Regions from separate parts of the Homo sapiens genome. Here region 2 is linked to region 1. The links are chromatin contacts, found by Hi-C or POLR2A ChIA-PET in ENCODE. All regions are on one chromosome and are shown on one strand. Each heading gives the region's core, a stretch centred on a gene start or an enhancer-like site at or near the end of the contact. The rest is flanking DNA. Distances are from core to core; before and after follow the strand shown. Region 1 holds the start of ITGBL1 (integrin subunit beta like 1). Region 2 overlaps ITGBL1 (integrin subunit beta like 1).

Region 1 (4,278 bases), core at 39-2,538:
CCCCCGGGGGCTGCCCAGGTGCGCGGCAGCGTCGCTCCGACTCGGCCCGGGACAGCCTGCAGGCGGCGCCCGGCCAGCTCCTGCGCGGGCGACAAGCAACCGGCAGGCCGGGTCAGACGCGGACGCCGCCCCCTGCTCCGAACCCACGTTTCCTCCCCAGTGTCCCCTCCAGGTGCAGACGTACAACCCCAAGAACAGGACGCCTGAGGCCCACATCTCTCTGGGGTCCAAGCGCTGCCTGGAAGGGCTGTATTTTCCCAAGCAAACAGGTATCACCCACCAGAGAAATGACCAGGGCCCAAAATGTGTAATGGGTGACCTGCCCCCGGACACAGGTCCTTCCTCCAGGTGGACAGAGGTGAACTGCCCTGCTCTTTGGTAGTTTATCACTAAATCTTATATGCACATTTAGATTAAATACAAAGTAATCCAAGGTACGGCACTCAGCTGACTTTTCAGTTCTCCTTTAAAAAACGTCCCACTGCTATCTGATGGCCAATGGGCACTTATATTACAGAAGAGAAAACGTGAATCTATAGAAAGAGTTAGACATGCTATGATAGCATCGGGCATAATTTGCATTAAGCAGTCTTTAGGAACTCTACTTTTAAAAAGTTTAGTTTCACTATTGCAGTGTGCCTCACTCAGTCTCTTTCAGGATGATACAAAATGTAACACAGACCTCCTGTTGCTGCCCTTGGGAAACAGATCATTCTGCTTTACATGTTGTGAGAAGATACTGGTACACATAGCATTTTAACTCACAGCAGGAATTCCTCCTGATATGTATTTGCAGAAAAGAAAATTATATTTTTATTCAATGATTGCATTTTTCCAAAGGAAAAGCAAAAGGACAGACATGAGGCAATACACGCTGTAGATATAAGGAGAGGAAAAGGAACAGGTTGAAAACAGTTTATCCCTTGTCCAATTTAATAACAGCTCTTGGCTTAGGGCAGCCATCCTGCAAGCTTGAGCCCTGCCACATAAGCAGGGCAGGTCTGTACTGAAGAATAACAAACCAAACTTACCTCAGAGATGGCGAGAAGCTTTGAGGAACAGCTGACAACCCAGCAAAGAGAAGGGAGGACGCCAGCAGCAAGAAGTTCCTGAAGCCTGGGGGACGCATGCTGAGCTCCTGGGCTGCTCCGGGCGAGCTGCACTTCTGCAAGGTGGGGTTCACCGAGGGAGGCGGCAGGAGGGAGAGGTGCCACCAGCAGATGGCTGGGCAGACGGACCCACGGACACCCAGGCTTGCAGGTCCGGGGCTCCAGCCGGAGTTGCAATTGCGTTGATGAGCTGCCTGCGAGGATTTGGGCAGCGGCACTGCTCTGGGCGGGGTGCTGGTGCCAAACCCCTCAGTGGAGAGTCTAGGCAGGGAAGTAATTAGAAACAGTTGTACAAGCAGATGGTTTATTTTGACATTAAAAAAAAAAAAAGTGTCCTGTTCACAGATTTCAAGTACGGGCCACAGAAATATTTGACAAGAGAATATTTGGACTGGCCGATATTAAAGAAACCTTTAAAATAATCCCTGAGTTGTGGAGAAGGGTGAGGCCAGTGACAGTAGTGGGAACACTTGGGTAGGGAATTACTTTCACCACACGCTTTTAAAGTAGATGCACTCTTTGGAGTTTGGGTTGGGGCCGGGGCAAGGAAATCTGACAAACACAACTTTTTCTTGCATTTATTATCCTTTGATTTAAACTGGATATTTCATTTCTTTAGTCTTTAAAAAGCGTGTCATGCTTCCAGCTGTTTAGGCCAGTAGCTTATCACACCACAATTTGTTGGTGACTTGGACAGTTTAAATTGTAGTTGTCTCAAATTCACCCCATTCTCCCCATATATCAAATGTGAGAAAAGAAAATTAAATGTTTATTTATAGCACAAATTGCACTGAAAAACAATTGGTGTCATTTACTAAGCACCTACTATGTGCCAGTCATTTAGTATGTTTTCTCTAATTATGACAATAATCACACATTTATTTATGCATTAGCAAATGGGGATTTAGCATCTATCAGGTGCCAGGTTTTGTGCAAGACAGAATGAATATAACAGAGAACTAAGGAGACATGATCCCTGCTCTCTCAGAGTCCAATGAGCTAGAAAGACATTAATCAACACAAAACCACAAAAAAAAAGAACAAAGGGTTGCAAGTGCAGTGAGAAGTTACTTCCAGATGAGATACAGGCACTTGATCTAATCAAAGATGGTAGCATCTGAACAAAAAACTGAAAAAAGTATTGAATTAAATTGGGTAGAAATAAGAAGGAGATGGAAGAGAACAGGGAGACATTCTTACTCCCATTTTAAAGATAAAGAAACTGAGGGCAAAGAGGTCAACTGACTTGCTCAAATTCACAGAGGAAGTTAGTCGTATTTCAGCTGAAATCCAAAGTGCATACACTATCCCCTACATTTATGGTCATCTGGGAAAATGTGTAGAGGGTTATATGGAAGGGGGAAAACATTTTTCATTCACCCTAAGAAGAGCACTGTACATGCAATCCTTCCTCATGAAATAGAACCATCCAAGAATCATCTGTGGTCCCAGATCCTTAAAATCAGGGATGAGCCATAATAGGATGGGATTTCTCCCTGTCCTTTATATATAAGTAGGTATAAGGGTAAGACCACCACAACACTAGCCTGCTGGAGCAAGAAGACGATGAAGGTCCTCTAATCATAGTACATTTCTGTTTCTACCCCAATCTCCACCCTGTAATAGGGGAGGTTTTGCATGAGGCCCATCTGTGTGTCCCCCCACCCCCCAACCCCTACCCACACAATTTAACCTTTTTCAAATAGCTGATTTTCTGGCCACACTTAGATACAGGTGTGTACACACTGGTGGAGTCTTCTATTGCAAGGACAGACTGGGGACAGGTATGCACAGTTTTGGGAGGCTGTCTGGACAGGTAATTCTGGGGTCTTGGATAACCAAAGTGCGGCTTAGGAAAAAAGGACACAGGTTCTGAGTTGGCAGGTTCCCTAAGTCACATGAACTGCAGCCTGTGGGGGAAGGGCCTGTCTAAAAGAGACAGAATGGGAATTACTAAGTCAGTTGTTCTTAAAGCGTGGTCCATGGACCTGCAGCAACATCAGCATCATTTGGGAACTTATGGAAATGCAACTTCTCAGGCCCCAACCCCAGCTCTAAGGAATCACAGAGTGCATTTGAATAATATCCCAAGATATCTATTTTTACATAATAATAGCTTGAGAAGTTTGCAAAGCACAGGGCTCAGGGCTGACGCCTGAGGGTGCCTGGATCTAAGAGTGGAATTTCCACCCACCTTTAGTACAAATTCTAGAGTTACATTTTATCCTGCCCACGTGTGATAGTACAAGGACATAGGAACAGGCTTTCCTGTCAACATCTAGAAACCTAGTGACTCAGAGAATGTGGTAATGATAGAAGGGAAGTATCTATTCCAAAGCCCAACTAGGAATTTGCAATAAAAACATGGAAGCTTTAATAAATGAGTCATGTATTGTTTACTCCTTGCATATTTTCTGAGGGAAAATTTATTATGAAATAGGGACTTGATATTTGAACATTTTTAATGGATTTAAGTGATTTTTTAACCTGTAGTATTTTCATACAGTGTAGTATTCAATAAGCAATATTCTCTTTAATATATTATTCACCTTTGAAATGAAGTTAGTATGTACTAGGTAACTGAGAGAATATAAATGTTCAGATCATTACATTACTATGACTCAGAAATAATATTCCCAGTCAGTTGAAATAGTTATATTGTGGCTGACTTGGTGACTCAGTCGAAAGTCTTGGATCCACAGAAACTCTGTCAAAATCAAAGGGTAACTTTAAATTTATGCCTTTTAGCATTCTTTTTTTTTTTTTTTAACCAAAGTATTGAATGCCTTGGAAACACCTACTCCTTCCATTTTCCCAGTTTTCAGAACCTCAAGGACGCACATGTGCCAAGAAAGGTCCTGAGTTTCTCACTTCTGCTGGCTGGGGACACAGCAGTAGGTTGGATGCATAATGAAGGGTGCCTGAAAGGACCGGGTGCATCTGGAACTGAATTCAAAAAGATTGAAAACACCCTAGTCCTTGAATGGAGTCCTTCAGTCCTCAGGTTACACAATCAGAGAATTTCAGCCTTCAAGGTATTTTTTAAAGGTTGTCTAGTTCAAAACTAAATTTGTTGATAACATACCGTATATTTGCCAAGTAATTAGGTGGCCTTGGTAAAAAAACAAAAATTAAGAGGACCACATCCTTTTCTGAGAATTGCTTTGAA
Region 2 (4,844 bases), core at 1,079-3,578, 190 kb before region 1:
AGGAGAACTACAAACCACTGCTCAAGGAAATAAAAGAGGATACAAACAAATGGAAGAACATTCCATGCTCATGGGTAGGAAGAATCAATATCATGAAAATGGCCATACTGCCCAAGGTAATTTATAGATCCAATGCCATCCCCATCAAGCTACCAATGACTTTCTTCACAGAATTGGAAAAAACTACTTTAAAGTTCATATGGAACCAAAAAAGAGCCCACATCGCCAAGTCAATCCTAAGCCAAAAGAACAAAGCTGGAGGCATCACGCTACCTGACTTCAAACTATACTACAAGGCTACAGTAACCAAAACAGCATGGTACTGGTACCAAAACAGAGATATAGATCAATGGAACAGAACAGAGCCCTCAGAAATAACGCTGCATATCTACAACTATCTGATCTTTGACAAACCTGAGAAAAATAAGCAATGGGGAAAGGATTCCACATTTAATAAATGGTGCTGGGAAAACTGGCCAGCCATATGTAGAAAGCTGAAACTGGATCCCTTCCTTACACCTTATACAAAAATTAATTCAAGATGGATTAAAGACTTAAACGTTAGACCTAAAACCATAAAAACCCTGGAAGAAAACCTAGGCATTACCATTCAGGACATAGGCATGGGCAAGGACTTCATGTCTAAAACACCAAAAGCAATGGCAACAAAAGCCAAAACTGACAAATGGCATCTAATTAAACTACAGAGCTTCTGCACAGCAAAAGACACTAACATCAGAGTGAACAGGCAACCTACAAAATGGGAGAAAATTTTTGCAACCTACTCACCTGACAAAGGGCTAATATCCAGAATCTACAATGAACTCAAACAAATTTACAAGAAAAAAACAAACAACCCCATCAACAAGTGGGCGAAGGACATGAGCAGACACTTCTCAAAAGAAGACATTTATGCAGCCAAAAAGCACATGAAAAAATGCTCACCATCACTGGCCATCAGAGAAATGTAAATCAAAACCACAATGAGATACCATCTCACACCAGTTAGAATGGCAATCATTAAAAAGTCAGGAAACAACAAGTGCTGGAGAGGATGTGGAGAAATAGGAACACTTTTACACTGTTGGTGGGACTGTAAACTAGTTCAACCATTGTGGAAGTCAGTGTGGCGATTCCTCAGGGATCTAGAACTAGAAATACCATTTGACCCAGCCATCCCATTACTGGGTATATACCCAAAGGACTATAAATCATGCTGCTATAAAGACACATGCACACGTATGTTTATTGCGGCACTCTTCACAATAGCAAAGACTTGGAACCAACCCAAATGTCCAACAATGACAGACTGGATTAAGAAAATGTGGCACATATACTCCATGGAATACTATGTAGCCATAAAAAAGGATGAGTTCATGTCCTTTGTAGGGACATGGATGAAATTGGAAATCATCATTCTCAGTAAACTATCGCAAGAACAAAAAACCAACCACCGCATATTCTCACTCATAGGTGGGAATTGAACAATGAGAACACATGGACACAGGAAGGGGAACATCACACTCTGGGGACTGCTGTGGGGTCGGGGGAGGGGGAAGGGATAGCATTAGGAGATATACCGAATGTTAAATGAGGAGTTAATGGGTGCAGCACACCAACATGGCACATGTATACATATGTAACAAACCTGCACATTGTGCACATGTACCCTAAAACTTAAAGCATAATAAAAAAAGAAAAAAAAGAAAAAATAAAAATAAATAAAATAAAATAAAATAAAAAAGAAAGACACATAAACACAAGTTATGAAGGAGTACACCCCAAAATTGAGAATAAAAACCACAATGACATAAATAGACAATCAAAAAATCAGAGAGACTTTAGAAAGCACACATTTTAACTCCTTTTCTATATAGACCAAGAGGAAATAATTTAAAATATGCAAAAAAATAAAAAGAAATATATGTTTATTTCTTCACCTTATTCATAAACTGACTGGCAGATTATTAAAGTAATGCATTTATTTAACAACCATTACTTGACACCTACTGTTGCACTCAGACATTGACTCATCATTCCCTCACTGCACACATTGACACTCTGCTGCTAATCTATGTCAGCCATGATAGAACTCAAAAGATGAAGCTATTGTAAGTTCCTGCCATCAGCATGTTTGCATCCTAATTGAGAAAAATAACTCATATATACACATGAAACAACTAAGGAATAATTACACTCAGAACATAGGCATAAAAAAAGACCCATGAAGTTCTGCAGTGCAGATTTCAAAACCTTTAGTCATAAGTGCCATGGTAGTAAAATGTACACTAATACTAAATAAGTAATGATGGATATTTTTCATTCCTTCAACGTTAGTCATCAGCTATTTATTAGGACACTGGAGTACTTGACATGCTAATGTACTGCTCTCAGGTTTTCATTTATAAGTGGGAGCTAAACATCGGGTACTCATGGGCATAAAAATGGGAACAATAGACAGTGGGGACTACTAGAAAGGGAGAGAGGGAGGGGGACAAAAGCTGAAAAACTACCTATTAGGTACCATGCTCTTTGCCTGGGTGATGGGATAATTCCTACCCCAAACCTTGACATCACACAGTGTACCCATGTAACAAACCTGCACATGTACCCCCTGAATCCAAAATGGAAGTTGAAGGTTTTAAAATAAAATAAATGCAAATTAAAAAAATTTAAAGACCACAAAGCTAAATAAGAAAAGTGTGCGTTCTTCTGTAATTTTATCCTAAAAGGTAAAATAGACTTCTAGAAGTAAAAAAATATACGGTGAGATTTCAGGTAGTAAAAAATGTACCCAGGTAGAATATACAAGGGTATGGGATAAATCAAGAGAGTGCCTGGTGTAATCTAAATTGAGTGGTCTGGGACATTGTATTCTTCTCCTAAAGTAAAAGTTTCATTTTCTGTCAAACAGACTGCCTTATTTTAAAATTTAACTTTAATCCAAGAAAATTTACATTGAGTAAGCCAAAGTGTTATCATGAATAATTGATTTTATTCCACTTGTGATAAACAAGAACTTTAACTTGTGATAAACAAGTAATAAGTTGAACCCTTAAATCCTGAATGCTTTATACTCAGATAATTTTTTTCTCAAAAGCAATAGTGTACACTGATTTTCATGGACTTCTTGTCTTTCTGAAAGTTGATTCAAAAATTAGTGTGTAAAGTTCTTTCTTGTAAGTATAATCATTTTCACTTGTGAATATGGGCAGGGAAGATTATAAGTTGTCAAGAATTTCCAGAGCTTCTGCCCATGACAGAATGATGGGTCCACATGCTGTATTTAAAACCCAGCTGAATGGATAAAAATAGTATTTAACTTTCATGGTCATTATGAGCTGAAGGAATTTATTGAACCCTTCAATCAGTAAAGAAACAAAAGACAGGAAATGGGTGAATGACTCACTTCTTCATGTGTTGTCTATATAGTGCTATTCTGATAATTGGATGATCTGAAGTTTAACCGAAATTGCATTAAAGCATTTTAGAGGAGAAGCAACCACCAAATATTTCAAAAACAAAACTAAAATGCTGAGAGAACCCAATGAAACATGGTTTGTAATTGGAAACACACAAGACGGTGTGTAATGCAGAATAATAAAGCCATGCTAAAATAAATTAAAAGTAAGGAAGACAGGTCCTACTTATACCTAAAGACCCAAATTGAAATCTGAGTCTATTCAATGTAGTAAACTATTTTGTTTTAGAATAAATCTTAAAAGTAAATATTTAACTTCTTCTTATATATATTTGAAGGAATTGTAATTTCAGAAATATCTGTGAGCTGTAATTTAAATAATGGATTTGATTTTATTTCATATGAAATAACTTGGAGATGACTCACCCAATTCCAAATGATGATTAGATATGTGTATCTTCAATTCTTGAGCAACATTATCAGTCTTTCCAAAAATTGATTATTCAAGCAATTATTTTATCCCATGAATTTCAGAACAAAAGAAAACTTTGTCTCAGGGAAATATTGGCCACGAGTAGAAAATATGGTATAGAAAATCTATGAGAAGTCTGAATTTTTTTGTAATTTCTAGATAAGATATTTAAAGCGAATACTCTGAATACTATCTTCCAAATGTAAACAGCTATTTTAGGTCTTGACTTCAGGTAGGAAAGGTTGATGTGTAGATGTGGGCTCCTAGAGATGAGATAGGAGACAGGACTGGGGCGTTTCTGAGAGAAAACCATATGCTTGTAAGCCACAGCATCTACTTGCCTATAACACTGTTCATTTCCTTTCTCTTTTTTCTTAGTTTGTTAGTTGTTACTTTTTACCATTTCAAAAAATTAATAATAAATACAGTTAAGTAAAACATTCAACATTATGACTGTTCACGATTAAAAGCCAAAATTTATTTGTACTCAAAATGCAATATTAAATAATATTTTCAATCTCACTGTTGCATTTGATCATAATTACTCTGAATAATAGTGATATGGTTTGGCTGTGTTCCCACCCAAATCTCATCTTGAATTGTAGCTCCCATAATTCCCATGTGTTGTGGGAGGGACCCAGTGGGAGATAATTGAATCATGGGGGTGGTTTCCCCCATATTGCTCTCATGGTAGTGAATAAATCTTATGAGATCTGATGGTTTTATAAAGGGAAATCCCTTTCGCTTGATTCTCATTCTCTCTTGTCTCCCGCCATGTGAGATGTGCCTTTCACCTTCCACCATGATTGTGAGGCCTCTCCAGCCATGTGGAACTGTGACTCCATTAAACCTCTTTCTTTTGTACATTGCCCAGTTGCAGGTATATCCTTATCAGCAGCATGAAAACGGGCTAATACAAATAGTTTTTTTTTTTTTATTTTTTAAGAAAGA

Evidence for each region. A loop is a pair of places that touch in the nucleus more often than their neighbours do. ChIA-PET counts read pairs that join two places held with the same protein, here RNA polymerase II (POLR2A). Pooled maps may share reads with other maps.
Region 2: a map of endothelial cell of umbilical vein shows a loop between it and region 1 (18-fold over the local background). The contact joins the enhancer-like site here to the promoter of ITGBL1 in region 1. A Hi-C loop is called at or near these places in 3 of 168 maps with a recorded cell type or tissue (PC-9, endothelial cell of umbilical vein and mammary epithelial cell) and 2 of 50 pooled maps. POLR2A ChIA-PET finds 5 or more read pairs at or near these places in 1 of 52 experiments (PC-9).

Annotation. Positions count from the first base shown.
Region 1 is chr13:101,449,685-101,453,962 of GRCh38, reverse strand. ITGBL1 (integrin subunit beta like 1) reads right to left here and starts at 1,288. Exons shown (of 11, transcript NM_004791.3): 1 at 1,032-1,288; 2 at 1-80. The coding sequence starts at 1,129. RefSeq lists enhancers at 1,206-1,710, 3,044-4,243.
Region 2 is chr13:101,638,420-101,643,263 of GRCh38, reverse strand. The region is part of intron 7 of ITGBL1 (integrin subunit beta like 1); the gene reads right to left. Among named protein-coding and RNA genes, the nearest start is that of ITGBL1, 190 kb to the right of the region's middle. Within about 2 kb of position 2,328, at least 4 of the 41 ENCODE cell types and tissues checked have a DNase peak (open chromatin) inside an H3K27ac peak, as active enhancers do; they include PC-9, endothelial cell of umbilical vein and mammary epithelial cell, where a contact is called at or near this core.